2 separate regions of the Homo sapiens genome follow, and region 1 is linked to region 2. Evidence: read pairs that join two places in POLR2A ChIA-PET (ENCODE). Cell type or tissue: CD4-positive, alpha-beta T cell. All regions are shown on one strand. Links, peaks and the distances in the headings refer to the core of each region. The heading gives the core; the rest is flanking DNA. Region 1 overlaps TRIB2 (tribbles pseudokinase 2). Region 2 has its middle 120 kb from the start of MIR3125.

The links. ChIA-PET counts read pairs that join two places held together with the same protein. Peaks named below come from ENCODE experiments on the same cell type or tissue, not always from the same donor. Only the 100,000 strongest peaks of a DNase experiment are listed, where the experiment ranks them.
Region 1: POLR2A ChIA-PET joins it to region 2 with 10 read pairs; 7 of 35 experiments call an interaction of 5 or more read pairs at or near these places.

What each region holds. Positions count from the first base shown.
Region 1 is chr2:12,726,952-12,729,864 of GRCh38, reverse strand. The region is part of intron 2 of TRIB2 (tribbles pseudokinase 2); the gene reads right to left. Among named protein-coding and RNA genes, the nearest start is that of MIR3125, 9.0 kb to the left of the region's middle. RefSeq lists enhancers at 1,192-1,251, 1,262-1,311, 2,383-2,913. In CD4-positive, alpha-beta T cell, for the core only: no CTCF peak of the experiment used is centred there; DNase peaks (open chromatin) are centred at 1,344 and 1,994; H3K4me3 peaks cover 1,250 bases; H3K27ac peaks cover 2,422 bases.
Region 2 is chr2:12,855,731-12,858,643 of GRCh38, reverse strand. No RefSeq gene overlaps it. Among named protein-coding and RNA genes, the nearest start is that of MIR3125, 120 kb to the right of the region's middle. RefSeq lists a cis regulatory region at 1,476-1,639. In CD4-positive, alpha-beta T cell, for the core only: no CTCF peak of the experiment used is centred there; a DNase peak (open chromatin) is centred at 1,613.

The DNA.
Region 1 (2,913 bases), core at 274-2,773, 130 kb after region 2:
GAAGGCAGGCTAAGACCATAGGGCTAAATGGAGTAATAAAAAAATCTGACCACTGTGCCTCTGCTTGGTTTGCTTGAGGACCCACACTAGCCCATCAACTAGTTACTAAGTACAAGCAGTAAGCAGCCCAGCAAGAAATCCTGCTGAAGAATACCTACTATTTAGTCTACTTATAAGCATGGAACCTGGAGGAAGCTCTCCCCTTTCTAACCGTGATTAGAAAAGCCCTTCATGAATAAAATTACAGCCTGCCATAGACACTGAAAACAATGTCTTAAATAAATGTCACTTCTGCATAAATCATTAAATTAAAAGGGAAATGATGGGTAAATTTCTCACTTGATGGGAAACTTTGGAAATAGCTCTCTTTGAAAAGGTGTCTCCATAGGGGATGTATACGTTTTCTGGGCTCCCACTGATTCCAGGCAATGACCTAGACACCAATACTCTACTTACCCCTGCCTCTCTCTTTCTGTCATTAGAATCCAATCTGAGCTGCTCCCACTCAAAAAAGGAGACATTCCGTCAACAAATAGCAAGGCCCAACCTGTTCCAGAAGCAGTGAACATGAGACAGCCTATGTCCCCAGGAAGCCCCCAGCAGGGGACAAGGACAGTCTACAGATGCACACACGGGCCATCAGAATACAGCAGGAGATGAGCTCTGATGAGGAAAGGGAGTGCTATGGGAGAGAGATCACTGATCCACCCTGGGGAACAGGAGGCTCGCCAGCCTTCCCCAAAGGTTGGCAATACCTCAAGTACATAAAGGGGTTTCTCATAAATAAGGGAATTCCAGGAGCTCCATTTCCTTCAAAGCAAAAACGAAAGGTATTTTCCCAAAATACAAAGCGCCTACAACTTGAAAAAATGTACACAGCTTTTAATGAAAGAAAAGCTGAGTCTGGTCTCCAGGGTTTCCATGCCTGCCCTCTGTACTCTGTTAGATACTGAGACCTCAATGGAGGCGGGTGCAACTTGAAGATCTGAAGGAAAAGCCAATAAAGATACTAAGAGCTGAGAAAGAGTGCCTTGACCTCTGTTGGTGGGGGAAGGAGAAACGCCTCCACCCCACAGGGAGGCACAGGTCTGTGAATCTGGGCAGGTGGCGTTTATTATACCGAAAGCCCCCAGGCCACTGAGTTCCTGCAAACAGTCGCAGCTTCCACCCTGCTGAAGTGGGTACTGACCGGCTTCCACAAAGCGGAGGAAATGAAACCTGTCACGTCAAGAGATAAAGATCTTCTACCCAAAGAAGAAACATGTAAAGAGGCATGTTTCTCAGTTCACATGGGGTCCTTCTGTGCAAGGAAATGTCAACACTGAACTGAAACTGAGGCAGAGAGTGGCAGAGGGATGGCAGGAAGCCTTGAACCCAGAGAGAAATCCAATGGGCAAAAGCAAACAGGAAGTGCTGTGGTAACAAGGCCCCACCCACCTTCCTTGAGCAGCATAAGGGTGCACCTGCTCAAAGGGCTCTTCGCATCTTGAGTGAGCCAGGGAACTGGCCCTGTGACCACAGAGTGACACTGAGTGCAGAGGAGGCTTCCATCAGCAGGAGCTCCCGTCTGCTGATGGCTGACTGTGTGCTAGGTAGGAGCTCCCGTCTGCTGATGGCTGACTGTGTGCTAGGCATTGGGCTCCCTTGTATTAATACATTTAATTCCATGATGGAAGCCATGTTGTTATTTCCACTTTGCAGATGAGGCAGTCTGGGCACAAAGCTTAGGTAATTTTTCAAGGTCCATTCCTAAAAAGTGCAAGAACAGGGATTGGAATCCAGACGGCAGCTGTGACTCTACATAGAAGTAACAGGACTTCTCCCAAGCTCAGGCCTTCCCATGAATTAAAATGGAATTGGAGGGGCCTGAAACATGGGGCTTCTAAGAATAGACTGATCAAGCAGGTCACCCCAATGCCACAGCAGAGAGGGGGAGGCGGAGTGCACAGGGCACGCACTTTGGGGATGTGGGTGCTGCCTTCTATCAGATTCTGAGCCATAACCAGCAGGGTGGCCGCTACTACACACAGACTGTCTGAGATTTTACTACACGAACTGTGGATGCACAGGGTGTGGCCAGGTGAGTTCAACTGGGATTGGAGATTAACTTCCTCAAAATGCTGCTCAATGCCTCTGGGCCCTGAGGTTTTCCTTTTCAGCAGTATAAACAAAAAGAACCAGGCTCTGCCCTGCACAAACATCCCTGGGAACGAAGGAGAAGCAGCAGTCCAAGGCCTGCAACACAGAAGCTGATTCAGGCACGGTGGGGTATGATCCTCCACTCCCTACATGTGCCTGTGGCCGCCTACTCCAGTGCACATATGGTCAATCTGGCCTTTCTGAGCCTCAGGTTCCAGACCAGGTGCACTTGACCTTTGGCACTAACTTAATGATTATAATTAAACCAAACAGAGAGGAGAATGTGGCCTAAATCTGAACCCCTATGTCACAAGGGTGCCACTCTTCACTGAATAGGCTGCCCAGGCGAGCGACTTAATTCTTCAAGAACCCACTGAGTCCTGGGAACTGCTCTCCCATAATGGTACTATTTCGTCAATGACTCTAGGAACAGCTGTCCCTTCATGAGTGCCTGCCCTGCCCGGTGAGTCACAGAATCATCTCATTTAACCCTCACAACTGCCCGACAGGAATGCCATTATTATTTCTGCTTTGAGGAACCGCAGCTTAGAAACATTCAATGACTTATCCAAGATCAGGTAGCTAAGAAGAGCCAGAAGTTAAACCTAAAACTCAAATCAAAGTAAAATGGAAACAGAAGACTCTGAGCTGCTGCCATTTCTACCCAGCAGCACAAGGCTTGCTGGCATTAGGTCCAAACATAACGCTGGGTGTCATCTGTGTCTGCCTGCAAAACCACCAGTGGGGGACCGGACTGAAGGCGCTGGCAGTTCC
Region 2 (2,913 bases), core at 279-2,778:
TATATGAGGGTGAGGATATCGTTCAGTTTATTGTCCACAGAAAGGCCAAAGTAAACTCTTTAAAAATGGCAATCATGTTCCTCCCAGATTGAAAAGTGGATCATAACTTTCTATGGTCCTCCAATAAAACCAACACTTCCTTTTTCTGTGGTTTTAAGACATGTCATGATTAGACTTCTTGCTCACCTCTTTAGCTTACTAACTGCCCTCCACCATATCACCTTGTTTTACATTTTTATTCTTCAAACATATTTAATTCTTCCACAACTCTGGAAATTTGTCTTTGCTTCTCCTTCTGCTTGGAGAGATCATCCTCAGATGTCCCCAGAAATTACCTCCTTTCTATTAGTCAGGTCTCAATATCACTTCCTGAGAGTGACCTTTGCCAGATATCCTCAGGTTGTTACACTGCCCCTGGCCACTTCTTATCACATTACCTAATTTCATTTTCTTCACTTGCCTATTTACTTGTTTATTGTTAGGTACTTCCACTGGAATATATGCCCATTCTTGTTCAGTTTAGTGACCTGATCCCTGGAGCAGTGCCAGACACATGCTACATATACATCAAACATGCTTGAACAGTTTATGGATGGTCTGAGTCAAGGAAGAAGGCCCTGATGCTAGGCTGGGGAGGCAGGATGACGTTTTATAAGGCCATTTTTGAACCTGGGTATAATATGTTGAAAAAAAGATCTAAAGGCACCAGGAAGCAGGTGGAAGAGTGATTAGTGGGGCAAAACCTGGAGAGAGCCCGAATGCAGAGTTGGGATTGCAGGCAACAGGGGCAATGGCAGTGGGAAGGATGGGCCTTGGCATTTTTTTTAAACCATATTTTATGGAAATATTTCTATATGTTTGTGCCTGAGTATCCCTGGCAGGAATGCAAATAAATATCTACTTTCCATTTTGAATATGACAGGGTTCATGCAATTCTATTTCTAGCCAATTCTGGCTTCTTCAAAAGAGAATGGCTATGCAGACATTGTCATAAACATGGAAGGGACTTTGTCACAAAGAGTAGGCACCTTTATCCCTTTGTTTTAAAACATATGTCCCCATAATTCTCATGCATTTGATACATATTCTGTTTGCATATTTTGAATTCCCAGAAAAATTTGTTATGTCTCTTCACTATGTACTGAGTCATAAATAGTGTACTTCTATAAACACATCAGCAAGATAGAAAAAAAAGTATGAATCGTGCTCCCAATGCCTTGGCCCTGCCACTCAGTCCTCTTAGTTTCCTATGTCTCCTTAAGAGAGGCAACAGAGAAATAAAGGGAGAAAGAGAAGCGAGAGAGAAAGAGAGAGAAATTGAGAGAGAGAAAGAGGCAGGGGAAAGAAAGAGGTTGGTGTTAATTTTGATTCTCTCTCTGGAGTGGTTGTTACCCTGTAGACAAGAATTTTATCCTGGCATGGCATTTAAAACAGGAAGTTTAAGCTACATAGCTGTGGTTTTTTGGCCTAGAATTGGGCCAACCTTTCCTTCCTTTTAGTGACTCAGATCATATACTTTTTAGAGCTAGAAAGAAACCCACTTCAGCCTCAGTTACCTGATCTGAATAAGGAAGTGGTTGAACCAGATAAGGTTTAAGAAACCCAGATCATAAAAGCCTGTGATTCTAAGCATCTGCAAGCACACGTGCACACACACACACACACACACACACAATCAGCAAGGTTCTGCTTGGAAAGCCTTGTGCATGGTACACACTCAATAAACATTTGTTTATTTGATGTTGTTTGATCTTATCTAATACAGCATCATCTGCTTTCCATTTCCAAAAAGGATGTGGATTGTTCAGCTCCTTATCCTTGCTAATTAATTCAATTCCTTCTTTTCATGGACAAAATGCTATGCGTGCACAGAGGAGGGAGGTACGAGTTTAGTAGGGACAGCTAAAAAGGAAGCTCCACAGAAGAGGTGATATTTCAGTCCTGAGGCATAAGTAGAAGTTTGACAAACAAAAAGAGATGAGGAAAGGCATCTGAGGACAAGAGAACAATCTAGTACAAAAACTTGAGGTATATGGGTCTGGTATATTAGGGAATCCTGAAATGTGGGGTGACTGAAGAGATGTTCAGGAAATTAGACCATACAGACAATGGACATGTTTTGTATTTGCCCATCTGCTGTCTGTTCCCCTCTCTGCTAACATCCCTTCATCTCTCTGGGAACTTCTTCCATCCCTCTCAGGCTTGTGTGTTGGGTTAGCCTGACCCCTACCCCCGGTCTCTACAGAAAGATGTGTGTCCCAAGTCCGGCCAGCCACAGCACTGAATCCCTCCACTCTCCAGGTTTATAAATTACTCAAGTAGGACCAATCCTACTCAATGGAATCAGGATTCCCTACTAAAGCAAATGGGAAGGAAGAACTGTTGCTCTGTGGACATCGCTAAAAGGGTAGCCTGAGGCTGTAGGTGGCTATTTTGCCAATACCTGCAGTAACCCCACCTGAGAATACAGCCATCATCACATAAGCAAAGCAGAACCAAGAGAGATTCTTGGTGAAATGCTTTCATCACCTGCTTCAGATTTCTCAAAGGGAGAGCTACTGTCATTCTGGGTAAATTTTTTAAAAATCCTCCTTGGGTGGGATGTTTTGCCCACTGCCCCACCTGCACATCCTTGGCAGATGCCCTGAACGCCACCCCCCACCCAGTTGTGATAAAGCACCCTCATGTGTTTCCAAATAGCCCCTATGGAGATGGCGTTGCCACAGGGAAGAACCTGATCTGTATGCAGTCTTGCCTACCTTGGTAGTTCAAAAGTCTATTTTTTTTTTTTTCAGTTTGGTTTTGGTTTGGCAGCTTGAACTGGGTTTCTGTCACTTGCAAGTAAAATGTTCTAACTACTTCAAAGAAGTAGGGGTCAAATGGTGAGCCTTGTCTCTACTTGCATCCTTTATT